Linked DNA regions of Mus musculus: all the other regions are linked to region 2. The links are chromatin loops, found by intact Hi-C in ENCODE. Cell type or tissue: heart. All regions are shown on one strand. Links, peaks and the distances in the headings refer to the core of each region. The heading gives the core; the rest is flanking DNA. Region 1 has its middle 140 kb from the start of Fam174a. Region 2 holds the start of Fam174a (family with sequence similarity 174, member A). Region 3 has its middle 130 kb from the start of Fam174a. Region 4 holds the start of St8sia4 (ST8 alpha-N-acetyl-neuraminide alpha-2,8-sialyltransferase 4). Region 5 has its middle 46 kb from the start of 4930598F16Rik.

Region 1 (6,167 bases), core at 533-5,532, 140 kb before region 2:
AGCAACAGATGTGCTCCTCCTTCTCTCTCTCTCTCTCTCACACACACACACTTGCACATACACGCACACACACGCACGCACGCACACACACACACACACACACACACACACACACGCATGCACGCACGCATGCACGCACATGTGACACAAATAGAGGCACATGCGCAAGTACGCATGTGCACATACACAAACTCCATGCACACACACCAATCTGTCTTCAGATCTTGGGCTCAGGATGAGAGACCAGGAGACCAGGGATGCTGTTGGGCTTCACTTCTAAAGAAAAAAATCTAAAGATAGTAGCAAATGCATCAGGGAAAACAAAATGCTCATGTCAAATATCTTGGTTAGTGAAAAGAGTGAATCAATACCACTCCCAATGAATCTGCAAAACAGAGTTCTAATGTCAGTGTAAATGCAAAATAAATAAGTTTCTGCTACTGAACAAAGAAACAGAAATAATGTACTCCTAATGGCTATGCCAAAGTTTTATTGAGACAATCAGGTCACAGGGTTGCCCCTCCTCTTTCTCTAATGTGTCATGTATGAATTCCTAGGTTTATGTTGTTTTATTCATTTATAATTCACTAACCAATTAACTGATACACATTTACTGACTATTGATACAATGTCTCATGGTCTCCTGGGACAGGTGAAAGTTCTGCACACACCAGAGTCTGAATTAAATCTAACATAGTTCTTCTCACACAGTCTCCCTACTTGATCTCTTTACCTATGATTTTCCTTTACTCTACTCAGGGTTATTATGTTTCTAATTATATAACATTTATATAAAGTTATACAATACTATATATTATAAAATTGTATTATATAGTGATAATTTGATAATTATGGGAATGGTCACCTACTATAGAAGCAAGTTAATATCACTATAAATCACACCCTATAATGTCTAGTGACAAAATACTTAGGATTTGCTATACACAATTTTTTTTTTCTGTGCACTCACCTAAATCAAGTGATTCCCAATTCCTTTGACAACAAACGTTCATCTTTTGTTTTTGCTCTTATGTCCTAAAGCAGTACCTTCCTGTGTTTGTTGAAACTAAGTGAACTGAATTGAAATGTTTAAAACACCCATTCCAAACTTGTTCTACTCAAACTGTAAGCTATCTGGAAACTTACTAAGAATTCCATTTGGGATTTCTTGTTTCTGGCTCCGGCTCTTTGAATGCATTCCAGAAAAATCCTCTTTAACTTGTATACAGAAGCTTGAAACAAGAACAGAGGTTTAAATATAGAAAACAATAGCCCTTTGGATTTGGTTTCCTGAATTCTTTTAATAGTTTCAAGTGAAAGAAGATCTTGACAGCAGGGTTCCCAATACAATGGTGTTTGGCCAAACAAAATGAACATATAAATCACAAATTTATAATCGCAGAAATGCTATTGATTTGGATAAACTATGGCTTTTAAACTTAATTTTTGTTCACAATATATGAGTTAGCAAATAGCAAATCTAAAGATATTTACAAGCTAAATAATTGTTCTGATCTTCCAGGATGGTTATCAATACCCACCATCAATTTGTTTAGGAATAGAAAAATAATCTTTAAAAATTACCTTGACAAATAAAACTTCTGTTCTGACAAGTTATCTAGATCTGTAATTGACATAATGGCAGGAGTGGATAACCACAGAGAACCTGGAACTGCCACAGGGGTAATGACATTGTCATGGGATGAGAATTCATCCTCCAAGTTGTATGTCATTCTCAAAATTATGTCTCACCACCAGGCCAAATTAAGAGATTGTTAAGAACTAAGTATGTCAAAGCAAGGCAAAAGAAATCTATGCATTCATTTTTTGCAAATGTTATTGCTACTACACGTAAGCATGCATAAGATATATCCTTAAGGTTATATACTAATAAATGTATATGTTATCAAAGTGATTCATATTGTAATAAAACAGAAAAACAAGATTTGCGACATCTGCTTTTTACAGCTCTAGACTTTAAAAAGCAAAACCTGTCTTCGCAGCTGGAATCTGCAATCAGGACACTTGGAAACCTTAAGCAGGAGGTCACTGCAAGTGTCAGCCCAGCAGAGCATTGTAGAGAGATTGAGATGGGGAGGGTGGAGTGTATGGGGAGTAGACAAAGAGAACTAGAAAGTATTAAATAAACAGTAAGCATAAAATTATAGATGTTTCTGAACATGTAAAGTACTTGTAACAAGGAGACTTGAGTTATTAAATTTCAAAGACAAACATGAGTGAATCAAGCAAAATGCAAAAATATTATTTTATTTTGCTTTTTGGAAGTATTATTCTCACATGTATTCTCATATGCAGAAGTAAAACAATGAATTCTCCAAGGACCTAAGGAAACAGACAAGGCATTTTTCCAAAACTAAGTCCTTAGGACTGTTATTATATAGGGTGGCCTTGGACTTCAGATTTTCCTGGGTCATCTCACCTTGTACATGCCTTGGCTTCCATTTTAATAGTTTACTTCCTGAAGACTGAACATTTTGTGTCTCAACTTCCTTAAAATATATTCTTAATACCAAATATTCATGGCAGTACAATATTAATCATCAGAACAGACCCATATATTTTAAATTAAAGAAATAATAAGACAGATATTGAATTAGGATAATTTGTCTAAAGCAACTGCAACTATAATAAGTAAAGGTTCCTTTTGCTTTTATTTATGTATTTTTTTAGACTTTCATATGTGAATATGGTATTTAAACCATTTCTATCCCTCTCTCTCCCCAACATCTCCTCCTTTATCTGCCTTGCTTCTGTGTCTTAAATTCCTGGTCTCTTATTCTTTAACTATTATATTTGAAATACACACACACACACTACATGTGTGTCAATTTGCACATACATTTCTATTTATATGAATTTATAAATATAACACATTGAGTATCTTTAGTGTTGCTTATAGATACAGATACAGATATAGATAGATGTAGGATAGATGTAGATATAGTGTGTGTGTGCGTGTGTGTGTGTGTGTGTGTTTGTGTGTCTTTAGAAATGACCACTTGGGATTAGGTAATCTATTGCAGAGAAGTTTGTCTCCAGAGAGGATGTAGTCTCCCTCCATCAGCAGCCATTAATTTCTTGTAGCTCTTCATTTAATGGTGTGGTCTTGTGAGATTTCCCTCTTCTATGTTTGAATGCTAGCTAGGATTATTATTTTTTTCAGGTCTTAGCAAATGCAATGTCAACACATTAGTAAGACACATATTATCAAGCTGGCTTAGGTAATAATAAATAACATTGTATGAACTTTGGTGACTCCAAGAAACAGATGATAAAACAAATCGTTTATCACAATTGATAGAACTTTTGAAGTGTTATAGGAAAGATGAAAAGGAAAAAGAACAGATCTATCTATCTATCTATCTATCTATCTATTAATCACATGAATTAAAAACAAAAACCTAAAGGATTGACAACTGGTCGACCTCATATTTATGTATTTATGTATTTATTTATTTATGTATTTATGTATTTATGTATGTATGTATGTATGTATGTATGTATTTATTTATTTATTTATTTATTTATTTATTTATTTATTTATTTTCGTTTTTCGAGACAGGGTTTCTCTATAGACCAGGCTGGCCTCGAACTCAGAAGTCCGCCTGCCTCTGCCTCTGCCTCTGGAGTGCTGGAATTACAGCTACCACTGCCCGGCGACCTATTATTATAAGTATTTATATAGAACAATTAAGAACAAAGTAGCATTTCTTGCTTTGTTGCTGATTTCTAAAAACATATAATAGTTTTAGCTTTATCATTTACTTCAAACATTAATTTGTTAATTTACTTACTCCTTATGCAAATACATTTAGAGTATGTACTGAGTGCATAATATACAGATCTGCTCACAATGCTGGCAAATTGAACAAGAAAACAGGAAAATTTAAAACTTACTGCAGCTTGTAAGTTAGTATTCCAATAGAATTAACTTAGGTTAAGTTAGAAAAAATGGTTATGATCATGTAACAGTGAACTATGACCATGAATTAGGTACCCAAAGACTGAATTGTTATAATGTTACTTCAGTGAAATTTGCATCTAGAAATAATATGTTATAGCAAGAGGACAAATATTTCATCTATGTACACAATGGTTCCTATGGTTTGCCATCATATTTCAGGTGGGGCAGGTAAGTTTGCGTTCATAAATCGTCTCAGCATTTTCCATAGAAAACATTTCAGGAAAGCTTGTGTAGGAATATTAGAATTTGATTTTTAACTCCTAATAATACGATATAATTTGTAAATTAATCACCTTCCCTTTGTCTATAAAGTTCACCTTAACACTGGAGTGACAAGAAAACCACCTGAGGGACAGTGGTCAGCACTACGCGTGAGAAGGCACAGGAGCATTTCCTCGCACAGTTTTGCATGCAGTAACACTCTGATGTTGCTTTCTCAGTTGTGGGCAGGATGTGTACTAGTAAATGGCCACAAGGAACATGATCATTTGAGTGTAAGCCTTTACAGTGTTTTCCACAGATAAACATTTTAAAAACTGATGAAAGAGGAAGGAAATTGGGTAACAGTTTGCTCTTTAAAAGCCATCAGCTTTGAATAGTTATTATCCCCAAGAAGAGGAAATTGCATCTGTGTAGCTGAAACTGAACTAATTCTGTTTACTTCCTGCTTCTGGCCTTTCTGAAGCAGAGAGGAGAAAATCTTTTCAGTGCCCTTCTCGGATGTCCACAAGCTAGAATTGTGTTTAAGTTTCAAAACAACAGCAACAACACCAAAAACCACTGGCCACACAACTAATTAAATCTGCATAGATACCATATACTTGGAGACTATAGCTTACAAAAAAGCCTATAGGCATACAAAGAATCAGGTGTATGCGGAAGCATATATGCATGAAGAGATAAGCCCAACTTTGAAAAACTCTGATAAATACTGCAGAAGAAATGCTCATCATCTATGATGAGTCTAAAGTACAAAGTATATTCACTCCTCCCACAGTTGAGCTACACAAACACATATTATCCTTAATAATGATTCAAAATGCAGGCTATTATATCTATTTTAAGTTGGCGAATCTGAATTCCAAAATGTCCTCAATGTCTCTTGCTTCAGAGAATACAAATAGTATTAATCAGAGAGTCAGAGACATGGTTTAGACCTCTCAAATTCCAAAAGCAGTGATTTTCACACATAGATAAACTACTTGCTTCAGTTTGGACAGAATTTCATCGCGATTAGCCTGTACAGTCTCAACCTTTGTGAGCAGTCCTTCATTGAGAGAAGAAAAATGTTAAAGAGTATATTTTTTATGTTGCTATTCCCTTTCTTCTGGTAGTCTTTGTTTTTATTTTTTTTAGCTACAATGATTCATGAATATAGAACATTTTGATTGGAGTACAAAAGGTCATTGATCTTTTTCTAATATCCTATCAGTACTGATATCAAAGAGAATGTGAGTCCATGACACTGAAGCCTACTGGGCAAGTGTCCTGGTTTGTATTCACCACGTATCTGGCTCTCTTCAAACTCGTTAGAAAGTCCATGTCAGAAAGATGCTATTGGTTCCATATGTGTGGAATTTATATTATCAATTCTTCTTCATGATGTGTAATTTAAATTGTTATACTGTGGTCAAAGAAGAAGTAAGCCTTAAGTTTTAGTTTATGTGAAACTACAAATTAAATGGGCTATTGGAAAGAGGAAGGCAACTTCCTTCCACAAAGACATTACTGATTTGCTTGTATCTGCTAATTGTAAACTACAATCCATGCTGTGTGTCATTTTGAAATTTTCTAGTATGGTTGCTTATAAAGTTAGAGTTTGTTGCTCTTAGTATTGTATACTAATTCTATGATCTATTAAAACATATTTGATACCTTCAACAATTATGAAAGATCTTCAATAAACATATAGTGCCTTTTTAAAAAATAGAAAACAATGTTGGCACACAGGAGATCACTTTGTTTGATATTGGGCCAGCCCCTCTGCACTTATTTAAATACACTTTGGAAAAATTGTATTTAACTTCATATGAGTGCAAAACACAGTGATTTCAAGTCAGAGTACTGTGTTGTTCAACACAGGCACTACATAAATCTGCTCAACAACATAAGCACGGTGCCTCAGAGCACTCTCGCGAATTAAATCGCCTGTTTCCTGGAGAGAGGAAAGTAAAGAACAAAA
Region 2 (6,167 bases), core at 384-5,383:
ATAATAGAAACTTTTTAATATAATCAACATATACCCTTGAAATTGTAATAACTGTCTATAGTTGTTTTCTGGCCTTACACAGTTTACTATAGGAAGAAAGTCCTACAAAGAAAGAAATTAAATAGTAATTGAGTATTTCTTTTTCTATCAGCAAGTAGCAATCACCCTTTATGTTTATCCTCACCACTTACCTATTCAGCACCATAAAGCATGAATGAAGGCCCATCCATTAAGCAACATTATGCGCTCTATACTCCGTGCACAGAGCTACAAAGTTTAACAATGGGCATACAGTATAGAACAGAACAGACAAGTACCATTTTCAGAGAGAAGCTGTATTCATCGTACGAAGTTTACTTTGTTCCTACAGCACTCTAGTGATGTATTCAAGTTCCTCTACAGAAAGAATGCTGTTGCTTGGAATAATCCTATACTACCAGAATAAGTTATTTCTATCCAAATATTTGTGATACCATGTTTGATTAAGACAAAGCATTTTTAAAGTCTCATAGAGTTTGATATAATAAAATTTTACAATGAAAATAATCAGTTTCAGCCCACATCATCGGTTACAGAAGTGACCTGGGAATGGACTCCCTTGGCACAAGTAAGCAGCCCTGGTTCTCTGTCACACATACTTTGGGAAAGGCGCCAAAATGAGCAACCACCATAATGAGGATAAAGAACACAATATGGAAGTAAAGAGAGCGAGTTCTGGATATACCAAGATTTAGTCAGCACCAATCACATTTTGGATGTTAGACAGCCAACTAAATGTAGAACTTGGACTGCGCCCACGTGTGAGATGCTGCCTGGAGTGTGCAGTTTTTATCAGCCACAGTTCTAAATCTGGTGCTTCTCATACAACAGGATACGGAATTATCCCAGAGAATCAGAAAAGGCTGAGTTCTTTCAAGTTGTAAGGAAATGAACACAGAAAAGCAACAGCAGCAACTGTTTATATAAAAGATTCCAAATAAGGAGGAATAAAAATAAAATACCAAAACCAAGAAGCATATGGAGAAAACGATCAGTATAACTGTGCTTTCTATGTACCAGGAATGATATGGTCCTTATAGGCACTACGTACAGTATTACATTAAAAACTGCATAGTAAAAATGATTTAAGTTTCTTTTAAGATTTCTAATCATCAAGAAGTCTCACTTTGGTGGTCATGAGCTTTTAATAACTTCTGAGCATTATCTAACTCCCCAGTGACAAAGTGGGTGTGGATTTTCTGAACTTTCTAAATCAACAGCCTCCAGCTCAGTGATACTGCTTATGTGAGGGGCTTTCAAATGCCTTGCATTCCTTTATATGCTTAGAACTGTGGATTCTAACCTAGCATCAATGAACTCTGAACAAATTGAACACTTGCTTTAAAAATGTAATCTTAAGTTAACTGTTCATAAAACCAAAACTAGTAAAAAGTGACTTTTTTTCCTTCAAAATCTATTTAACATTTGGCCTAAACCGAGTACAAAAAAATAAAAAAGGGGGGGGACCCTAGATTTTCAAATTTGTGCCTGCATCAAATCATTTGTAAAATTTGGTTAATGGATACAAAGAAAATCCACCCTCAAAAACATATCAACTTGGAAAAGGGTGCACTTTAATACCCTTTTCTGATTCTTTTTAAGAATATATACAACACTAAAATGTGACAAGACATATTTTCTTGATATCAGTTCCAATGTAGAATTTCAAGCCTTACCAGTAAATATTTTGTATTTCATACACTTGTAAGAGAATGTGTTATTTGGAAAACAGATGTAAAGTAGGAGCTAAGGAAGACTTGTAAAAAAAACAGATTCCATAAGATTGTTTGGGCGACACAGAAACACCGTACCATTTTAATCAACCACTTAAGACACGCCATGTTGGCTTTCCATTTACAAGTACTTATTTTTTAAAAATCCACATTTCGTTTTGAGGATTTAAGGACATTAAGTAACGGTAGTGTGTAGTTATGGGAAAGTGTGAAGTAATTTGGAAAACAGGAAATAAACAAACCAGTACAGATCTCACAAAATACCATCTGCTCTCATTTTAGGGAAAGGGAAACCACAGTTGTTCTCTTGGCTAGCTAGCCCCTTCTGCTTGGGGGTCTTCCTCTATGTGACACCTCTCCAGAGATGTGGCGCCCAATTAATTGAGGACAATTTAACTTTGGGATAGATTAAGGGCACCATCTAAGAAACATAATTGGCAAGTTTTGCAAAAGTGAAACATCCAATCAGGACTTTGTGCGCTACTTTTATGGTACCCTGCCTCAGAAATAGGAGTGCATTCTAACAGGCAAAACGTGTTAGTTACACCAACTGCAGAGTAGTGAGAGAAGTATTTCACCGCACTGTAATCAAAATTCCTGGGGATGGAAGAGCACTTCTACTTCAGGGTCTGTGAAGGCAGAGGCAAGCCTCAGAGAGCAAGATGCTGAGGTTAGGCTACTGATTTCTAAAGGAAAGGCAACAGCTTGTGTCACCAGCTAAGGCAGCACAGGCCATTAAGACAGCCAACCAGATGGTCTTAGATTCCAGTTCCTGACGCTGGGGCGGGGGCAGGGGTTAAGTCAAGCCCAGGTCACAGACATTGTCCCTGCTTCACGGAGCAGGTCACCTGTCAGCCAGGTCTAGGCTGCAAGGGGGTGCCCATCGAGGCTGTGCCTCACCTGACGGTCCTGACCACGAAGTACACCAGCACCGCGGCGCTCACCACCACCAACACGGTCAGGGCCCGCTGGGTCATGGGTTTGTCGCCAGGACTGGGACTCACGGCCAGGCTGCCACCCTGGGAACCTTCTCCGGCCTTCCCTTCGAGGCCGTCCGCCTCAGACCCCGCCCCGGGGATGCTGTCATTGCGGCTCTCCGCGCCTGGCAGCCCGGCAGCATCAGACTGAGCTTGGCCCCGAGGCTGGGCCGCGGTGGGGCCCGGAGGAAGCGGCGACAGCGTGTGCGGCCCGGGCTTGGGAGACTTGGACTCCTGCACCTCCCTGACCACCATCGACGGTACCGCCCCGGACCCGCTCAGAGCGGGCAGCAACAACAACACGAAGGCCGGAGCCAGGAAGTGGCAAGGCCCGGAGCAGCCGCGCGGGGTCGGCATGGTCTCCACGCCGGCCTCTCAGCACGCCGCAGCCGCCGGGCCGGCCTCCCGGTCCGCAGCGCCGACCATGGGCGCGCCGGAACCGCAGAGCCGACTCTCCGGAGGAGAGCGGGTGGCTGAGACTGCGCCGGGTGGCTTCGGCGGCGGCGGCGGCAGCAGCCTGCCGGGACAACCGGAAGTTCGTACATCCCCGCAGCCACTGCTGCTACGGACGCCTCCGGTTGCTAATATGTAGGGGCGGGCTGCGCTCAGTGACGTCAGAGGTTCGAGCCTATTGCGCACGCGTAGCTGTGGGACGCTCTGAGAGGTCCCAACTAGGTTTTCCATGTTTCAGGAGTGTTCCTAATAGTGAAAAGGCTTGGGCCAGAGTGGGTAACCTGAACAAGATGAACAGTTATGCCTACAGTTCTTTCCAAGTGGGGAAACGGGAGCAATAGGAAACTCGATTTAATTTCCTTGATGTCAAACTTCATAACTACATCTAATCAGTAAACACTTCCTCTCAGTTCCCTCAGGAGGATCACAAACTTTAAAGAGAGCTTTTTCTAGCTGTAAGGGTATCGACTATTCTTGGAATCCCTTTCTTTGGAAAATGTAAAGTTGTTTATTCAGGTTTTCCCCCTTTAAAGTGTAAATATTTGTAAAAACCTCTCTTGTCAATTTCCAGAGACCTACAGTCATCCTTTTGAAATAAAACCAACAAGAAAATTGTGCCCCTGTTAACTAGTTTTTGCTATGGGCTGCCTCAAGCTGCAAAACTATCCCTGAACTTATGGAAGAGAGAAAGTTTGTATATTACCTTAGCAAATACCTGGGGCTGTGATCTGCCTACTCTAGTTTACTTTACAGAACTTGAACTCCAAATTTAGTTCTCTTACATTTGAATAATGTTGCCTTTATCTAAGATTTCCATCAAGTAACACTGAGAAAAACCAGACACCTGCCTGGGGCATTGGAGCATGGGTTGTGTATAAATATGATTAGTTCTTTCTTGAGCTTTCTTTCAGTCTATTATAAACAGATTTTTTAAAAGGCTTTCTCAGACATCTGTCAAGAGTCAGCTGTTTAAGGGTCTGGAACTGCAATTTAGTCCATGTCCTGGAAACTATTAGGATTACCCTGAAGACACTGCAGTAGCTATAGAGGACCTCTAAAATCACAGCTGAAGACATGTTCTAGACAGCCTGTTCCAATCTTAAAATGCAGAACGTCACAAGACAGGTATCTGTGAATTCTACTTAATTTTGCAGGCATTTTCAAACAAGAGCTGAAGTATTTCCCTTGTGAGGGTTAACAAAACTTCATTTTATGCTAAGCATCCAACTTGGTACCCATTAGCCATTTGTCTCTGACTCCAGTCCCTTGAAGATAAGCTCCCAGTAACCTGGACTCAGTGACCACATACAGAAATGCACAGCCATGGCATTATGATATGACTAGCTGCTTTTTTAATTGTGTAATTTACTTATGCAGATACCCAAAGATTGTTTGGCCTTGCCCACGTAAGCTTGGCAGAAAAGACCAGTATTTGGTTATTTGCATAAATATTGAAGATCTTGTGGTTTTGTCTTTAAAAAGCCTTTCCCCATACCACTCCTCACAACATGCATGAGCTTGGGCTTTAAGACTATTGCCCTGCTAGCAGATAATCAATGCATCTTTTAATTATAATGTAATTGACTCTATAGTATTTTCCCGAGGGGTCAAAAAAGCCTCCATAACAACCTCTTGGCCAACAAGAGATCTCTGGTTGATACAAACATAGTTCTTCATTCTCAATAGGTGTTGTGCTATAATTTGTGCAGATACACTGTCATTTGCCCACAGGTCTGCTGTAGTCAGTATAGACATTCTTGTAACACCTGTTTTTTTGTTTTGTTTTGTTTTGTTTTGTTTGTTTTGTTTGTTTTGTTTTGTTTTGTTTTGTTTTAATAGATGGTTGAGGTCACTTTTTGAGCCACCAGGAGAGAGTCTTCTGTGTTGTCCCCAGTTTTTGCAATATTGGGCACAGTAGCTTCCTCTGTATTTACCTTTCCTTGTTGAATTTTTTTTCTTTGTCACTATTGGTGCTGGATGAACTATAAAACGATCAAAGGCAGAGTCAAAGTAAGCGTGGTGGTTTGAATAGGTTTGGACCCCATAGACTCATGTGTTTGAATGCTTGACCACAGGGATTAGCATTATTAGGAAGTGTAGCCTTATTGGAGTAGGTGTGGCCTTATTAGAGAAAGTATTATGTTACTGTGAGGGCAGGCTTTAAGGTATATTACCTTGTTTTACCAAAAATACACCATTATTATTCTTAATTTACAACTAAGAAAACTGAGATAGAAGATAATTTTGCTAAGACAGGTGTGTCTAGTAGTATTGCTAAATACAGACCCCTTGTGGTTCCAGCAAACAGATTATTTACTGCTTTATTATTATGTTTGCCCAATTCTAGCTTATTGTCTCAATCTGCTATTTCTAGGATAATAGGCAATAACCAGTCACCGTAAAATCATTGTGGCATAAACCAAGTAAACATTTCTCTTTCATACATGAGTGATTAAAGTCTTGTCAGCTATCTCAGCCTAAACCTGTCTGTACTTGGTTCTAGGCTGCCTGTTTAATTCATTTATACCTGGTAACTTCTTATATTCTTCCAGGATCAGAGTACTGAAGTTATCATATTCTTTTCAAGGGTAGTATCAAGTAGAAGGGTAGTAGAGAACAGACATAGAGAGGAACAATATGTTTGTTTGTTTGTTTTTGTCTAATGAGGAAAATAAATATTAACCTAAAAAATAAATCTCAACTGATGCTGTTGATTGTTCTTGTTCAGTGATAACTGTTACAGTTGATATGAATGTACCTAGTTTTTGAAGAACCTCTAGAGTTCAGCATTAAAAAGGACATGCTTGGGTCTCCAACACAGCTATGTCAGTAGAGAAAAAATAAACTTGGTATTAACAGGCATTCCATTGCCAGTTAAATCATCCATAGGAAAAAAATTACTAATTATTCTCCAATGTCAAAATCTCCATGCTTGTCCATTAGTGGTTAGGTTTAACTTTACTGA
Region 3 (6,167 bases), core at 426-5,425, 130 kb before region 2:
CAATTTAAGTGTAAGAAAATTTGAAAAGGAGCAGGAAGATGAATTAGGGAAGGCTAAAATCTGTATGGTTTTATGTCTTTCCTTTTGTGTATATGCCAGAGGAAAACCCAAAGAGAAGGTTCAAGGAAAATGGGAATCATTGTCAGAAAACATTTAAAGCAATAATAGTGACTACTGAGCTCTTTCTATACATTGGCAATTATGCTGACTACCTAGTGCCTTCTATACAGGGAAGCCTCCTCCAGCAACAGATGGGAACAAATAAAGAGACCCACAGCCAGAAGCCATGCACAGGGTGAGAGACTTTGAAATGCTGAGCCCTACAGGATGTTTCCCTCAAATCCCTCCTCTCAGGATTTAAAGAACTGGGCAGAAGAGGTGGAGTAAAGAACAAAAGAGCCTATGAGCATAGGACAATTTAAAGAGACCAAAAAGCAAAATGCTCTTTACCAGTGGTTCTCAACCTTCCTATTGCTGAGACCCTTTAATGCAGTTCCTCATGTCATGGTGACGCCCCAGCCATAAATTATTTTGTTGCTACTTCATAACTGTAATTTTGCTACTGTTATGAGTCTTAATATAAAATATGATATGCAGGATATCTGGTATAGGACCCCTACAAAACGTTTATCACCCACAGGTTGAGAACCACCACTCTGAATCAACATGAGTTCTCAATGGACTAACAGAGCCTGAAGCAGCATGCACAGATCCTGCACAGTCATGTAATGATTCTAACATAAACACAGCTCACAAGTGATTAAGAATGTGCTTGTACTCTGTTCCTCAGTTAGACATGAAGCTATGTCTCTAGCTCTAGAACCAAAATAACCAGAGCATTGACAAATAAACTAAGACCAAAAAGGACCTAATAAGAAGCCAAAATATTACTGAGACACCTAGAATAGACTATGTTACTGCAGAAGAAAGATGGCTATTTCATTCTCCATAAAGAATGTGTGGAAGGTATCACTTATGTTTGTCTTTACTAGAAACTATCTTAAATAGTCTTGCAGCCTGAAAGACTGACATGTCATATTCTGGCAACAAAGCTGTATGAGCTGATGGTTGAAGCCCAACCTGGATGGGCCTTAAAGTTTCCTAAGGCTCACATAGGTCATGGAGAAAAAAATAGCATTTTTTTTTCTCCACACTGGCACCTCTGTCTCTCAGTTTTAACTTGAGTAAACATTCTAGTTTCATAAAACTAGAAATAAACCATGAGATTAGAGCAAAGAGCTTTGGGGGTAGGGGAATGAGGAGGGCATTGGAATCCATTGCTTTGAAAGTGGAATGAGGCATATTAGGAGAGAATAAGCAAAGCAGTTGTGGAGTGGACAGGGAAAGAATCTACCAAAATGAAATGTGGATCAAAATCTACAGAAATCTGATACTTTTTATAATGACAGCCCCAAAGCTTGGGATACCCAAGATAAAACTCACAGGCCAAATGAGGCTCAAGAAGAAGAAAGAATGAAGTGTGGATGCTTCAGTTTTTCTTAGAAGGGGGAACAAAATACTCATGGGAGGAGATACAGAGACAAAATATGGAGCAGAGACTGAAGGAAAGACCATCCAGAGACTGCCCCACCTGGGGATCCATCCATATACAGTTACCAAACCCAGACTTTATTGTGGATGCCAACAAGTGCTTCCTGACAGGAGCCTGACAGAGCTGTCTCCTGAGAAGCTCTGCCAGTGCCAGACAAATACAGAGGTGGATGCTCACAGCCAACCATTGGACTGAGCACAGGGTCCCCAGTGGAGGAGCTAGAGAAAGGACCCAAGGAGCCTAAGGGTTTTACAGCCCTATAAGAGGAACAACAATATGTAACAGCCAGTACCCCCCAGAGCTCCTAGGGATTAAACAACCAACCAAAGAGTATACATGGAGGGACCTATGGCTCTAGCCACATATGTAGCACAGAATGGCCTTGTTGGACATCAATGGGAGGAGAGGCCCTTGGTCCTATAAAGGCTGGATGTCCCAGTGTAGGGGAAGAGCAAGACAGGGATGCAGGAGTGGGTGGGGTGGTGAGCAGGGGGAACAGGGGTGGGATAGGGGTTTTTGGAAGGAAAACCAGGAAAGAGGATAACATTTGAAATGTAAATAAAATATCTATAAAAATTCAAAGAATTTTTGAATTTTAAAAAATGAGAAAGCTGAGCTCCACAGGCAGGTGTAGCCAGGCACCAAATCTGTAGGATGTTTATTGAAGCAGCCATAGGTCCCTCATCTTAACATTCTCCTTCACCATGAGGCCCAGCAAGGAGCCACATTCACAGGCTTGGACTGATCCGTTTCCCTACGTCATCTCTTCAGGACCTGGCTTTGTAGGGAAGAGAATTTGTGTGCATTACTAGTGAATCTACCCAGTCCCTAAGTCCTCCCGTAGTTTCCATGCATGCCCAAACCCAGATGGGCACTGCACCAGTGTGCCCCTTTGGACAAGAAATTTTATATCACCTCTAGGTCCTTCCCACAATACATCAGTTACCACTGAATTAGAATCACTGCTAATGATGCTCCATCTTCCTCTTCTGATTTGAAATCACACAGGTTTGCACAGTAGTAAAACAGACCCAAACTGTATGTGCCCTGACATTGAAGACATTCCTATACTGTTTGTATTTCTTTTCTGATTTAGTTTAATCAGAACACCCCTCCTCATTCTCTTCTAATGTAATGTCTGTTAATATCAAGAAACACTATTCCATGACTGACATATGGGAGACTCTGATGTCTAGATTTAAGACATAGCATGCTCTGAAAGAAAACTCTTTTACACCTACTATTGCTGGATGAAAAATAGTCTTTTCCACTCACCCCCCCCCCCAAATCTGGTTTTAGCCAAACAAATTTAGCCGAAGCACAAATTCAGCTTCTATGTTAATTACATCTGCTCACCAGAAGGATGAGCCTCGCATACAGGTCATGTGCTTACACTGTGTCCTGCTGTCCTTCCTGGTGTTTGGTCCCTGCTCTCTGCTCAGAGGTCACTTCACTGTTATGATGCTGCACACTTTCCCACAGTCCACAAGTCAACCCAGGCAGTGGAAATAAAGCAGAGGGCCTGGGAACCACCCCTACTGGGGCCACATAAGCTAGCCAGAGTCGGATCTGTGTTATGTGAGAGAAAGAACATTCTACTCTAGGACATAAAATACCAGCTCTTTGCTATCCTTCCACAAGGTCATAGACTGTTAAGCTGCAAACAGAACAGCATCAACAGGAACAAATATAACCACTAATGTAACCCATAATTAATCCCTTTATTTAGTGCAGTAGCTACTAAAGGATCTATTAGCAAAATTGAGAAAAAAAAAAAGATTGTCCTTCCTGTGAAGTTCATATCCTCTCTCAGGCTGCATAAAACTCCTACAACCTGGCTTTAGGAGCTTAGCTTGCCCCTGCTTTTTCAACCAGCTTGGAATCCCCTCCCACTCACCTTTATTTCTGAATTGGAAAGAATTTACAACCTGTCAGCTATATTAAAATACTTTTTAGTATAGACCAAAAGTTTAAAGACTTGTTTAACAGAATTGAATCTAAAAAAAAATAATAATAATCCTGTTCTTTAAAATAACTTAGCAAAACCTTCAATTGAAGCAAAGGAAATGATTATATTAGCACAAGCACTTGAAATATTTAAAGAGATAGGCTGTATATGGTTTAAATTAAAAATTCGGCAATATTATAAGACATTAGTCCCTTTCCAGCATTTTCTTTTGGTTTTAGTGGTGCAAGTTCCATCATGATGCTGACTCCTCTAAATGTACTGGATTGGCTATCCTGTGACCTGGCTTTAGCATCACACACTTCATCATTCCTGTTCACAGGACAAAAGGAGAAGCTCACCGTTCTTAAAGTGCTAGCATGGCCAGCCTGTCTCCTAATTGATACAATTACAGTATATCTTCATCCAAGTGTAAAACAGCAAGCGGCTTAGGTATGGATTACCGATTTCTATGAATATAGGATCAAGTTGAGTGCTTTGGACAAGCCTCCTGGCAGAAATAAGAGTGAGGTTAGTGCATGGGGTAATATACATGGGTGGGTAAAGGCAGAATGGTTGTCTCTTCACAATACTTTAAATATTTTCATAATTCTTCAAGAATTTCCTAAAATGCGTTTGGATAATTGGCATTCTTCATCTCACATTTTTTCCAGATCTACCCACGTGTGTTATCTATCCAACTTGTATGTATGCATGCATGTATATATGTAGGTAGGTAGTCACCTGTATGTGTGAGTGCATTCACGTGTGTGTGTGTGTGTGTGTGTGTGTGTGTGTGCTCTTTGTTCTTTCTTTCATCACCGATCAAGGCCAATATGTGCTTTAAATTACCTGGGATTATTTGGGGTCTGCCACTGGACTATAATTGACTGATGTGATATGAAAGAAGGAAGCTCCTGCTTTTTGCCTGCTTGCCCTCACTCTGAACGGCAAGTTAACCCTTTCACTGGTATTAGAGCCTTCTACTTTAGGATTCCAAATAGCAAATACAGAAGACCATCAGAGACATTCAGCCTCACAGGCTGAACAACTACTGGATTCTTGGGTTGTGGATGGGTTTCTAGCCATTTTTGGACTATATGGACCACAGTAAGCCACTCTAATAAATACAATATATAAATAAAATACATAAAATTATATATAATATTGCCTATACAATACATAAATCCACTACATAGTTATTTATATATTATATATTATATGTTTATATGTCATATGTAATAATTGTCTTAATTACATAAATAAAACATATAAATACATATATACCTATAATATATGTGAATATATATATTACTTTGGCTTATTGAGAGATTAAAATTAAAGTATAATTACATCACATCTTTCTTTCCTCTTTCTTCAATCCCCCATGTCACTTGCCTCCAACTCCTCTCAATTATTACTATACATGCATACACACAAACACAAACATGTACACACCCATATACACATGCATATTTATTTGACTAGTGCAGGAGCAGTTGGTTAAAATGGAGTTTAGCAATGTAAACTTTTAAATGTAATTCTTTTAATGGACATCTAGACTCTTACAGAAATAATAAATGCACCCAAAATGCATGCCATTAAATGACCCTCATCTGATGATATCTATGTGTTTGAGAAATCTGACTTTTATTTCCACATATGCTACTTTTTAATTTAGTCAATGATATTAAGATCACTTTATCTTGTGTGTTAAAGGGGATTATTATTTGAGTCATTCATTTATTATCATGGGAGTGTGGGCTTTATGTCTAATTTATAATATATCTTACATTTTATTAAGATGTATTATATTTTATTAAGGCCCTAAAGATGAAGACTGCATGTTCTATGTTCTCTCTCATATGTGGATTCTAGCTTTGATTTCTTTTAAATTTACTTATGTGTTTAACCTGAAGTACATGTGAAAGCCAGAAAACTAAAAATAGGCCACTAGAAGGGAAAGGAAGGATAATGAAATGCAGGTAAATGAGAGAAGAAAGGCTGAGTACCAAAGACAGAAAAGCTCAAGCTTAAAAGAAGGGTGAGGAAAGGGAAACTGGGAAGTTGTCAAGAGGCTCAAACAAAATAAAGACTAATTAGAAGCTGCATGAAAACTTGTGAGCTTACAACCCAAGGAGAAGATAAAGAGGAGAAGACCCTGGGATGTGGGTAAATGAAACTACAGGGGAGTATACTCAGAATAAAGTGGAATAGGGTAACAGGAAGAAGAGAAACTAGGAAAGGGCTAGACAAAACTAAGAATAAATGAAGAAGAATGGTGTATCTGTGTGTGTGTGTGTGTGTGTGTGTGTGTGTGTGTGTGTGTGTGTGTGTGTGTTTTGTGTGTGTATATGGGGGAGTACACACATTCATCTATACTAAAGGGAATTTGAAAAGAAATAGCTTGCATGAATGAGCAATGTTTCTGTATATATTACAATCCAGCAGTTATCCCCCATCCTGGTCCTACCTTCCACAGTTCCTCATCCCATTCTTCCTCCTCCTGGTTGATCTCAAAAAGTAACTAAAAACAAAAGTAATAAAATAAAAAGAAGACACCAGGTTACCAAGGAGATGGTCATGGGGCACTGGGAAAAATTGCACAAAGGTAGTGGTAGACTGGTAGAAGTGTTTGATTAACATTCATTTTATAAATATATGAAACTG
Region 4 (6,167 bases), core at 718-5,717, 350 kb before region 2:
AGTTACAGGTCAGATGTGAAATAGACTCATTATTTTCCCCTTATTCCCAACGGCTCTCTCCAATAAGTGTCTATTGATCCATTCTCCCCAGAAGCAGTTGCTGCTAATGGATTAGGCAAGTTTATGCTTGGAATTCGTACTTTCCTTTGTAAGTACTATATTTATTCATTTGTCTAATACTCGTTTTCCAAAAATTGAGATTTGTACAATCTTAGTTTAGTAACAGTCAAAGCATACAGTCTGAAACCTTTAATAGAATTTCTTACTTTGTATATTTAAATACAAACTGAGCCGTCCTCAGTAGATTAAAGCAGAAAATAAAAATTATGAAAACAAAGTTATAAAAAGTGAGACCAGACAACTGCTAATTGACTCCATAGAACTGTCACTCAAAGAATAGGAGGGCCTATGTGGTTTTTTGTTTTGATTTTGGTGTGTGTGTGTGTTTGTGTGTGAATGTGTGTGTGTGTGTTTGTGTGTGTGTGTGTGTGTGTGTGTGTACATGTATTTTATTGTGTGGATCAGAGGACCACTTGCAGACATCCATGCTATGTTTCTACCATGTGAATCCTAAGGATTCAACTCCTTTGTTAGGACTGATGGTGAGTAAATTTACCAGCAAAGTCTCAGTGGCCTGAGCCTGGTTTATGAATTCCATAGCATAATTTTGAGAGAGAGAAGAAAACATGCTACATGGATGCAGTGGTGTGTGTGTGTGTGTGTGTGTGTGTGTAATTTTAACATCTCAAAAGACTCTGTGATAAGAAATAGTAATAGAACAATAAAACGCTTAGGCTGAGACAAGAGTCTACACACAATTAAAATGTGAGCCTTAAGAAATTAAAATGGTTCTTACAAACGGAGGTGTTTCTGAACAGCACAATTGAAAAAGATATATCTCACAAGACAATCTTCAAGTTGAGTTTTACAAATTGAAGATTATTTAACTGATAGTCTGTAAGTGGTAGTTAATTGTAAAAGGTTCATGCTTGCTTACAAACCATTACACTGTATGCAAAAGAATAGTATTGCCAATTACCCAAGCCAGCCGATATTGAAGAATTGAGAATAATGATGATAGATTTCCTGATCTGGGAGAAATTTCACTCATTTATGACTCTGCATTCTAGCTAAAGTCAAAGTCTTTTGTGATTAGACATGTATTATATTTGGTTCTATGTATGGAAACATAAGCAAAGGTCAATATATAAAAACAAAAGGTTTTTAAAGTTGGGCATTTACCTGAGAGAAAATGAACTAATAGAGGAAAAAATGAAAATGATATTTTCTGCATGTGAACATGATATTTTTTCTTGCAACAAACAGCATTTTTATACACCCCAGCCAATACCACTTCCCTTTAACCCATGAGAAACTGTTTTATTTTTCTCCCTGCTGCTACTTGAGAAGTCTGTGTAACTAAAATGCATTAAGGTAAGCAGGATTTGCGTGGACATCAATCCACTGGAAAGGCTCCCAGCAGGCCACTTGTAATGTCAATAAAGACTCATAATTGCTTGCTCCTTGATGCATTTTAGACTTGGCTCTTTGGTTGCCTGTCCTGCAGAGATTAGGTTCTCAAAACTTAGGAGACTTAACTTCCTAAACCTTGAATAGAAACTGACACACATAAACAGGGTCTTATACTAAGCTCTGTTGGTTTACTTTTAAAGACCTCAGCAGCTAGGCAAAGGTTCTAGAACCTCGGGTTTTAAGCAAGGGTCATGTCTTTCTACTTAATGCTGCTCCTTGAGTCACTCTGAATTCTTCCTAAGTCCAAGGATACCCAAATCCTGGTGGTGAGCCTTCTCATTTGCTGATGTGGAAAGTGCAAACTTAATGGGCTAATGGACTAGCAAAGGTACTGCTCAGTGAAGGAGCAGGAAGTCAGACTTCAGAGCCTCTGGAATCCTGGGGCCAAGGCACACAGATAGGAAGGAGTCTGGTTTCCAGGCTCTGTCTCCTGCTGAGGAAGCATGTAGATGTTAGGTGTGATAAGCCTGAGCAGTCAGCTCTCTTGAATGTGCCAGAAACTAGGAATGGAGAGGTGCTCAGCTAGAATACTCAGAAAGCGCGCCAGCTGCACAATACAATAGAAGTAAAAAAAAAAAAAAAAAAAAAAAAAAAAAAAAAAAAAAAAAGGTAGGCGGGAAGAGGGGTGAAAATCAGAGCCCAATACACTTCAGTTGGATTTTCAAGAGGAGCCTGCCTTTCCTGCTTTTTACCCTTCCTTTCTTCTTCCCTAGGATTACGAATGTGTTGGTGGGTGTGCCGGAGGACGCTGCCTTTTCTCAGAATTCTGGTCTCAGCAGTGAAGTTTAAATGGCATTGGATTTGCCTTCACTTCGTGAGGAGTTTCCAAACGACAACGCGTGGGTCACAGAAGTGTCCATAATGTTCGTAAGGATGCCTCCGACTTCACTTGCTTACCTCAAGCTTCAAGCTGGGATCCTCATTACCCATCCACTCTGCGGGCGAGATCAGCTCATCAGCTCCTGTGAATAATCGTATTTTCCAGACAGAGTTGTGCACTGAATAATGAACGTTCCCCTTCCACTTCCCTGTTGGATTTCACTGTGCTTCGGTCGGGTTTATTCGCCCGTGCGTTTACGTATGTTTAGCAAACACGCTTTGAATGATAGGCTGCTTTCTCGAGCTATCCTTATCCCTAGCCATTGCGTTCCTCTGGTGGGATGAGTCTCATCTTTCTCAGATGAGATGAATGCTGGTGTCGAAGCTGGCGGATCTGGAGCCTTGACGTTTGGGCGTCCTAGGAGATAGTGTGGTTCTGTGTGTGTCTGTGGTTTGGGGGCATGTGCGCAAGAACGCGTCCGCGTGCGACTGTGAGCTTCCTCCACCCGGCATAGTGCAGACCGAGCTCACAACGACTCTCCGAGCAGCCGCCAGTAACGCAAGGCAACAGCAGCCTCCGCCCCCTCAGCACGGTGATTGGCTGGCCTTGCTTATCGTTTCCCTGCTACGGCGAGGAAAGGGCCAGTGACGCCCCCGAGCCCAGCTGCAGAAGAAACCGCCACCTCCAATGCACAAGGTGTCACATTTGAAAAGAAACCTGAGCCCCAGGGAGGCGGCGCAGAGCGACCCGGGCCCGGTAAGCGCTAACTGCGCGGCAGGGAGCTGGGCAGCGCTGGAGAACCGGGAGAGCTCCACCGCTGAACATCCTAGCGACCTGATTCTGGGATCTCGGCTCCACGCTCCCTTCGCAATTTTCAGATTTCTCCCCCTTGATTATCATCCCAAAACGGAGCCTTTATACCAGGAGAAGGTGCCTGAGCTGGGACAACCAGGACTTTCCCGGGCACCCAAGATGCGCTCAATTAGAAAACGGTGGACCATCTGCACTATAAGTCTACTCCTGATCTTTTATAAGACAAAAGAAATAGCCAGAACTGAGGAGCACCAAGAGACGCAACTCATCGGGTAAATGCATGTTCAAGGATATGACACCAAATCAAGCCATAGTGAAGTGTGCTTAGAGCCGGGAGAGTGACGTTTTTGGAGTGCTGTGTGTATTGGTTTGGGCGTGCTTGTGCAGAGTGTCATGAATTAAATAACAAAGGCTCTTTGGAGGTGTGTGTGCATGTTTCCCATGCTGGTTCTAGGATGAGTTTAACTTGCCCTGTGCAATGGTGGTGGTGGTGGTGGTGGTGGTGGTGGTGGTGGTGGTGGTGGTGGTGAAAGATGTATTGGCACAGGGTGCAGCTCACCAAAGAAGTCACTGCAGAAGTGTCAACAAAGAACGAGTGCCCTTGTCAGTTTAACGCTTGAGCAGAATTCAGAGATGTCTTTACTCCTCAAGCCTTCTCTTTCTTTCTTTCCTTCTGTGTCCCGCCAGTCTATGAGGACACCATAAAAAGCGGCGTTCTCCAAAGTTTATGGTCACAGAAGTGAAGTGGGTCTTTACTCTTTTTTGTTTGTTTTTGTTGGGGGAGGGGACGCCTGTAAGATCTATTTTCTTTCTTTCTTTCTTTCTTTCTTTCTTTCTTTCTTTCTTTCTTTAAGTTAGACATTTCAGTATCAATAAGGAAAATTCCTTATTCACTCCTCTACGTATAAAACTCCCGGGTTTCATGGTTACAGTTTTAGAAGGGAACTGGGAACTGCGCCTTTACAGACCATATCTGCTCTTTTTTTTTGAGTTTGTCAAGATGTGATCAAAATCTCCGCCCCATTAAGTTCTGTAAATATCTCACTTCCTTCCTCTCTCCCCTGGCTTCTCTGCCTTTGAAGTCTATCCGGGAGCAGAGCGAGCGATTTGTAACTTCTTGTCTCTGACAAGGCTTGGAAGCGCACATCTGAGGATATGGCCCTGTTGTCAACTCTGTTAAAAGTCCTGTTTCGGAAATCCTCCCAAGTCCGGAGCTTTCCACAGTCGGAAACTGCACTGGCTGAGATTTCCTTCTGTTTTTACATTGTCTCTGGCATCTTTGAAACGAAGAAGGATGCTTTGGCATTTTTGTGTGTGCGCGGTTTTGTGTGGGGGGCGGGGCAGAGAGCTTCTCAAACACACACTAGGAAACTTTACGCAGCTCTTTTCTTAATATCCCCGCTCCTCTCTGAGTAATCAGTCACAATGAAGTGAGTAAGACGCAGGTGTATCCTCCCGGAAGGACTTGCTATTCTGCATAAAGCTAATAGTACTAGGCTCAAAGGGGACTCTAGGAGAAAGGAACACTAATAAGGAGTGGGCCGAATGGTCCTTATGCTTCAACAAACCTATTCAAGGTTTGTATGAGAGGAAAAATAAATACATACATACATAAATAAAAAGAATTAGGTGAAGTCGTTTACCTAGAAGTGGATGGTTGGAAAATCCATGTCAATGGTGGAAAAGAAAAATTGGGAGGGGTGTGAATAAACCCAGCAGACCTGTTTTTGCCAGGCAGACAAAGGGGTCTTGAAGGTGGTGAACCCGCGCGTGGGAACTCCTGGGAGAGGCGGAGGCTGGGGCTTGCGAATCGAGGCTCTTTGTTCCCTTCAGAACTGATTGGGTTCCAAGGAGCCGGCGCTTAGACAAAGCGGCCAAGCTTCTACAGGACTCCAGTGGTTTGGGACCCTAGCGAGCAGGAGTGGGCGTGGTGATGAACACTATGTCCAAACCCTGCAAAGGAGTCATTCCCTTGCTCGGATAAATTGCCTCCAGGAAGGAGGCCTGTATCCCGGGTGCCCCAAAGGAAAATATCAGATCCAGGACACTCCACGTTTCACAGTGACATTTATTCTCTGGCCTTTTTGGAAATCAAGGGAGGGTCTGCACAGCCCTGGCATCAGAGGAGCTGCAGCCCCACAGTCACACAGCGACTGGGTTAGCTCTACTGAGCTGTGCCTCCGCACCCTTTGCAAGCTGAGCTGCCAGTTCTTTCTTCCCAGTTCCTATGAGAAGGCTTGAGGCCAGCGCTTGAGTTATCAAAACAGGAAGAGAGGTGTACCGGGTGCCGTGCTGGTGTCTACCCTTTCTTCTACAAGAACTAGTAGTCAGAGCAGGATAATGAGAAGACTGGTGTGTGTGTGTGTGTGTGTGTGTGTGTGTGTGTGTGTGTGTGTGTGTGTGTGTGTGTGTTTCGTGTGTGTTTCGTGTGTGTTTCGTGTGTGAGCATCATTTCAGAAAGAAGTAAGCCTGCCTTCATTTGTGACAGTCAAGCAAACAAACAAACAAAAAAATTCACATTCAAAGCTCCTCCTCTTTAATTAAAGCCCGCAACTGCAGCTTTTTTGAACAAGGCAGAGACAGGGTTGTGGAGACAGTCCTCACCCACGTGCTGGAGAAATCCTGACTGCTCTGGGCTTCCAGACTCAGGCACAGGGTGGGGCCAGTGTTACCAAGAGCAGTGCAGGGTAGCTGGGGTCTCTGGATGTTCATCCCCTTTTGGCCTGAATGAAACGTTCAGGGGGGTGACCTGAGCACATGATTTCTTTCAACTCCCTAACAGTGCCTCTGGTGGAGCACTTGATTCATCAGCTAACCCACCATCTCGTCTCTGTGCAAGCTTATGGGGAGGCCAGTTTTGAAATGACTTAAAGAGTAAAGGGGCCCTGAAGGCCAGATCAAAACTTCATTTAAAAGTGAGACCATAGAGGCAGGCTACAGCCTTTGGGGGGCACTGCAAGCCTTACAGGCTGGCAGTAGCTCCAACCAAGTTCTTTAATCT
Region 5 (6,167 bases), core at 356-5,355, 450 kb before region 2:
AACCCTAAGATTCTACCTCACACTAGTCAGAATGGCTAAGATCAAAAATTCAGGTGACAGCAGATGCTGGCGAGGATGTGGAGAAAGAGGAACACTCCTCCATTGTTGGTGAGATTTCAAACTTGTACAACCACTCTGGAAATCAGTCTGGCGGTTCCTCAGAAAATTGGACATAGTACTACCGGAGGATCTCGCAATACCTCTCCTGGGCATATATCCAGAAGATGTTCCACCTGGGAAGATGGACACAAGCCCCACTATGTTCATAGCAGCCTTATTTATAATAGCCAGAAGCTGGAAAGAACCCAGATGCCCCTCAACAGAGGAATAGATACAGAAAATGTGGTACATTTACACAATGGAGTACTACTCAGCTATTAAAAAGAACGAATTTATGAAATTCCTAGGCAAATGATTGGACCTGGAGGGCATCATCCTGAGTGAAGTAACACAATCACAAAAGAACTCAAATAATATGTTCTCACTGATAAGTGGATATTAGCCCAGAAACTTAGGATACTCAAGATATAAGATACAATTTGCAAAACACATGAAACTCAAGAAGAACGAAGACCAAAGTGTGGACACTTTGCCCCTTCTTAGAATTGGGAACAAAACACCCATGGAAGGAGTTACAAAGACAAAGTTTGGAGTTGAAACAAAAGGATGGACCATCTAGAGACTGCCATATCCAGGAATCCATCCCATAATTAGCCTCCAAACCCTGACACCATTGCATACACTAGCAAGATTTTGCTGAAAGGACCTGATATAGCTGTCTCTTGTGAGACTATGTCGGGACCTAGCAAACACAGAAGTGGATGCTCACAATCAGCTATTGAATGGACCACAGGGCCCCCAATGGAGGAGGTAGAGAAAGTACCCAAGGAGCTAAAGGGAACTGCAACCCTATAGGAGGAACAACATTATGAACTAACCAGTACCCCGGAGCTCTTGACTCTAGCTGCATATGTATCGTCGGCCATCACTGGAAAGAGAGGCCCATTGGTTATGCAAACTTTATATGCCCCAGTACAGGGGAATGCCAGCGCCAAAAAGTGGGAATGGGTGGGTGGGGGGGGGGAATATGGGGGACTTTTGGGATAGCATTGGAAATGTAAATGAGGAAAATACCTAATAAAAATATTTTTTAAAAAGTCATTGATGTTTTAAGCCTAAAAATCACCTCTAAGATCAAGACTAGTGAAATATTTTTTTTAAAAATATGTTCCATAAAAAATCTTCTATAAGTTTAATTCATGCTTTATACCATATGAAGGGAAAACATGAAAACAATTTGAAAATAAACCTCTAATCCTGAATCATGATGAACTTCACAAACAGAAAACAATTCTCAGTGGTCATACCAGCTCCAAACACAGGAGCGCACACATAGGAAGGGTTGCCCTTCAGGGTAGAGTATTCTTGATATGTTAGTGCATATACAACCTCAGACCAACTCGTCTAGTGAGGACTGGTGCTAATTAAAACCAGCAATAGTGGATGGCTTGCTGTGTGATGTCAAGAAAAGTCCAGTGGGGATCCAAAGTGTCATAAAGTGAAAGACAGAAGTCAAGAAACTCATTCCAGGTGTACAGGAATGTGATGCTAATGAAGATTAGGACTCTGGGGGTAAAATCTAAGGTCAAGAATTAAGTAGTTTGTTTCAGGAGAAACATGCATTGATATTCTGAAGAATAAAAAAAGAGAAGGAAACAAAGAATATTTCATGGTCTTTCTTGTCACCCCAGTGTCAAACCAATGGTTAAAGTATGGCTATATACACACTATCTTCTAAACATTTATCCCCTTACTTGATATCGTCCTCCAGGAAACCATCAGGGTGAAACCCTGTGGCCAGCTTCTCTTGCCTTGCTTCTCAGCATAAGCACCATGCAAACTCCAACCTCAGTGGGATCCCAGAATTCATCTTTAAACAGACAATGCATTCTTTGAAATTATCATTCTTAAAAATTACACTTCTAATTTTTCTTTATGTTATTTTATATGCCACTTAAGACCAGCCATGTCTCCCGTCACTTGCTCTGGTATCACTTTACCACATTCTCTAGTGTTCTGTAATGCAGAGGACATTCTTGCCTATCTTAAAACACAAGTACTGAAGTCAAAACATTTATCTTTTCCTGACATTCCAGAGCCGCTTTCTGATGATCCAGCTGTCACTCATCTTTAAACTCTTCTCCAGGAATCACAGGAGCAGATACCTGAATACATGATCCTTCTTAAATAATAAATTACAAATATGACCCTGATTGTGAGCACTGTTCATCTTTCATTTTCTCTTATATTTCAGCTCAATGTAATTCAAGAACATTGTTAAAATTCTCTTCATTTACATTATACCATGCATTAAAATTCTCCATACTATCATCTATAATTTGGCTATTGTTCTAGTGATTTTAACACTGGAACTTTACCATGGCTTTCAACAGCACTGTTTCAGTACAAACAACTCACATTTGCTTGTGGAATTTTAATTTTAAAATTCTCCTTAACATAGGCAGAATTCAAGTGCTTAAACTTTTGTAAATATATTATAGTTAATGGAAATTTTTAGTCTAAGTCATTTTCCCCAGTATAACGTCATTGTTTTTGCTACATTAAAGTACATTGGCTTCATATCCTGTTTACACACTGTGAAGGAATAGTATCTGTAACTCCCAGGGGAAAAAAGGCTCTACTCCTGGTCCAGAATGCAGTATGCCACTCTGCCTCTAGGTGGAGCTCTGATTTCTTTCTGTGCCACACAAACCTTTCTGTCATAGTTCCTTAAAACACCAAAGGAAGACAAATAACCTACATAAATGAAAAATAGAGATTGTAATCCACAAACCTATAAATGTGCTGCATTCCTATAGCTGAAACGTTGCCATATTAAAAATCCATTTAAATAAGACATATTTTTTTTCAGGAAGCCTGGTGATAAGAAAGAATATCTTAGTAATTTAATATCCTACTACTCCACACACAAATTTATCTTGAAAAACATGATGAATTTTAGAATATGAATATAAGTAAAGCATAAATCTTAAATTTAAGATTAACCATTATGTCAAATGTTGAGTTGTGCATGTCATTTATATAAATATTAAACTTGATGAATAACAATTTCAGTATCTATGATATACATATATATACACACATATCACTAATATTTCTGTTGTATGAAACAGGCACAGATTAAAAAGAAATATGTTTTCATCTGTTTTGACAACAAAATAAATCAATGTATTATGGCATTATTATTCTGTGAGTCATCAAAAATTACAACTGAGTTATTGAAAAAATCCTCAAATGAATGTCAAATGACTTTATTTGCCTTGTTTGATTTTTTTGCTGAAAACAATAAAACATACCTATCTAATCTATGAACCAATGACAACATATAAAGTTGGTACCTTTTAGCTCACTGCATCATTATTTGTCTATTTCACAATTATCTGTGGTGTGTTGATGCTTATTTTATCTCTAGCTCTTAAATATTGATACAGACTCAATAAAGTCTGACCACAGATTTTCATCTAATACATTCAATTAAAATAAGAGCTGAGAGTAGGTTCTATTAGTGTTATATACTAAGTACCTGAGTGTAAAAGTCAGAAAAATAAATAATTCTGAGAAACTTCTGAATCCAATAATAAGGGAGATAAATGGTACTAACTCCACAGCCAGTCCTACAGCACCCAGAGGAGGCTCCACTCCCAGGCACTCTAGCATGCCCAGGATCTTAGGATCAGGGGTGAGCAGGACACAACATCTGTTCTAAAACCACCAGGAATAACTGGGAACAGCAGGATCCAGGAGCACAGGAATCATGCCCAACCAGTGGCTCTGGTTCCTTCTGATCTGCCCTGATTTACCTTGGATGCTATCTCTGCAACCAGTCTCACAGCACCAGAGGAGACTCAAATCCCAGGAGCTCTAACACATCCTGGATCCCAGGAGCTTGGTCACACAAGAATCTGAACATTTCAGAGGCAGCTTAACTCTCAGGAAGTCTGAAACACCCAGAATCTTAGGAATCACAGGCTCACAGAGACAGCTAGACTCTGAGGAGTTCTGACACAACCAGGATTATAGGAAGGACAGGCTCCAGTCAGATATATCGAGGGCAGGTAGTACTAGAGATAATCAGGTAGTGGGAGGCAAGCATAAGAACATAAGCAACAGAAACCAAGGTTACTTGGCATCATCAGAACCCAATTATTTTTCCATAGCAAGTCCGGGATACCCCAACACACCACACCAGAAAAACAAGACTCAGACCTAAAATCCCTTCTCATGATGATAATAGAGGACTTTAAGAAGGACATGACTAACCCCCTTAAAGAAATACAGGAGAACACAGGTAAACAGGTAGAAACCTTTAAAGAGGAAACATAAAACTTCCTTAAAGCATTATAGGAAAACACAATCAAACAGGAGAAGGAAGTGAACAAAACCATCCAAGATCTAAAAATGGAAATAGAAACAGTAAAGAAAACATAAAGGGAGACAACCCTGAGGTTGGAAAATCTAGGAAGGAGATCAGGAACCATAGATGCAAGCATCACCAACAGAATACAAGAGCTAAAAGAGAAAATTTGAGAGGCAGAAGATGCCATAGAACACATTGACACAACAGCCAAAGAAAATGCAAAATACAAAAAAATCCTAACCCAAAACATCTAGGAAATCTAGGATACAATGAGAAGACCAAATCTAAGGATAATAGGTATAAAAGAGAGCAGAGATTCCCAACTTAAAGGGCCAGTAAATATCTTCAACAAGATTATAGAAGACTTCCCTACCTAAAGAAAGAGATGACCATCAACATACAAGAAACCTACAGAACTCCAAATAGACTGGACCTGAAAAGAAATTCTTCCTGTCACATGATAGTCAAAACACCAAACACACTAAACAAAGAAAGAGTATTAACAGCAGTAAGGGAAAAAGGCCAAGTAACATTTAAAGGCAGACCTATTAGAATTACACCAAACTTCTCACCAGAGACTATGAAAGCTAGAAGATCCTGGGCAGATGCCATACAGACCCTAAAAGAACATAAATGCCAGCCCAGACTACTCTACCCAGCAAAACTATCAATTACCATAGATGTAGAAAACAAGATATTCCATGACAAAACCACATTTACACAATATCTTTTCACAAATCTAGTTCTGCAAAGGATAATAGATGGAAAACACAAACACAAGGAGGAAAACTACACTCTAGAAAAAGCAAGAAAATAATCTTTCAAGAAACATTAAAGAAGATAGCCATACAAACATAATTCCACCACTAACAACAAAAATAAGAGGAAGTAACAATCACTTTTTTAAATATCTCTTGACATCAATGGACTTAATTTCCCAATAAAAATGGCAGACTATCAGACTGGATACATAAACAGGACCCAGCACTTTGCTGCATACAGGAAACCCACTTCAGTGACAAAGACACACACTACCTCAGAGTAAAAGTCTGGAAAACAATTTTCCAAGTACATGATCCCATGAAACAAGCTGGAGTAGACATTCAAATATCCAATAAAATCAACTTTCAACCAAAACTTATCAAAAAGGACAAGGAAGGATATTTCATATTGGTCAAAGGAAAAATCTACCAAGATGAACTCTCAATTTGTAACATCTATGCTCTAAATGTAAAAGCACCCACATTCATAAAACAAACAAACAAACAAACTTTACTGAAGCTCAAAGTATACTTCATACCACACACAACAATAGTGGGAGACTTCAACACCCCACTCTCAGCAATGGACAGATCATGGAAACAGAAACTACACAGAGACACAGTGGAACTAAAAGAAGTTATGAAACAAATGGATTTAACAGGTATCTATAGAACATTTCATCCAAAAACAAAAGAATATACCCTCTTCTCAGTACGTCATGGTATCTTCTCCACAACTGACCATATAATTGGTGACAAAACTGACCTCAACAGATATAAGAAGATAGAAATAATCCCAAGTACCTTATCAGATCACCACAGACTAAGGCTGATCTTCAATGACAAAAAATACAAAGCCCACATACATGTGGAAGCTGACAACACTCTACCCAATGTTAACTTGTTCAAGGAAGAAATAAAGAAAGAAATTAAAGGCTTTTTAGAGTATAATGAAAATGAAGCCACAA

Evidence for each region. A loop is a pair of places that touch in the nucleus more often than their neighbours do. Peaks named below come from ENCODE experiments on the same cell type or tissue, not always from the same donor. Only the 100,000 strongest peaks of a DNase experiment are listed, where the experiment ranks them.
Region 1: a loop joins it to region 2, with 4 times the contacts of the local background. A loop is called at or near these places in 2 of 42 quality-filtered maps.
Region 3: a loop joins it to region 2, with 2.5 times the contacts of the local background. A loop is called at or near these places in 2 of 42 quality-filtered maps.
Region 4: a loop joins it to region 2, with 6 times the contacts of the local background. A loop is called at or near these places in 12 of 42 quality-filtered maps.
Region 5: a loop joins it to region 2, with 2.7 times the contacts of the local background. A loop is called at or near these places in 8 of 42 quality-filtered maps.

Annotation. Positions count from the first base shown.
Region 1 is chr1:95,449,466-95,455,632 of GRCm38, reverse strand. No RefSeq gene overlaps it. Among named protein-coding and RNA genes, the nearest start is that of Fam174a, 140 kb to the right of the region's middle. In heart, for the core only: no CTCF peak of the experiment used is centred there; a DNase peak (open chromatin) is centred at 3,642.
Region 2 is chr1:95,310,756-95,316,922 of GRCm38, reverse strand. It overlaps Fam174a (family with sequence similarity 174, member A), which reads right to left and starts at 3,295. Exons shown (of 3, transcript NM_026321.4): 1 at 2,673-3,295. The coding sequence starts at 3,106. In heart, for the core only: a CTCF peak has its summit at 3,091; a DNase peak (open chromatin) is centred at 3,322; H3K4me3 peaks cover 1,591 bases; H3K27ac peaks cover 1,333 bases.
Region 3 is chr1:95,442,570-95,448,736 of GRCm38, reverse strand. No RefSeq gene overlaps it. Among named protein-coding and RNA genes, the nearest start is that of Fam174a, 130 kb to the right of the region's middle. In heart, for the core only: no CTCF peak of the experiment used is centred there; a DNase peak (open chromatin) is centred at 2,996.
Region 4 is chr1:95,664,420-95,670,586 of GRCm38, reverse strand. It overlaps St8sia4 (ST8 alpha-N-acetyl-neuraminide alpha-2,8-sialyltransferase 4), which reads left to right and starts at 2,993. Exons shown (of 5, transcript NM_009183.2): 1 at 2,993-3,438. The coding sequence starts at 3,326. Gm30431 (predicted gene, 30431) reads right to left here and starts at 2,886. Exons shown (of 4, transcript NR_166710.1): 1 at 2,431-2,886. In heart, for the core only: no CTCF peak of the experiment used is centred there; DNase peaks (open chromatin) are centred at 1,966, 2,936, 4,346 and 5,346; H3K4me3 peaks cover 3,343 bases; H3K27ac peaks cover 526 bases; H3K27me3 peaks cover 2,006 bases.
Region 5 is chr1:95,759,003-95,765,169 of GRCm38, reverse strand. No RefSeq gene overlaps it. Among named protein-coding and RNA genes, the nearest start is that of 4930598F16Rik, 46 kb to the right of the region's middle. In heart, for the core only: no CTCF peak of the experiment used is centred there; no DNase peak of the experiment used is centred there.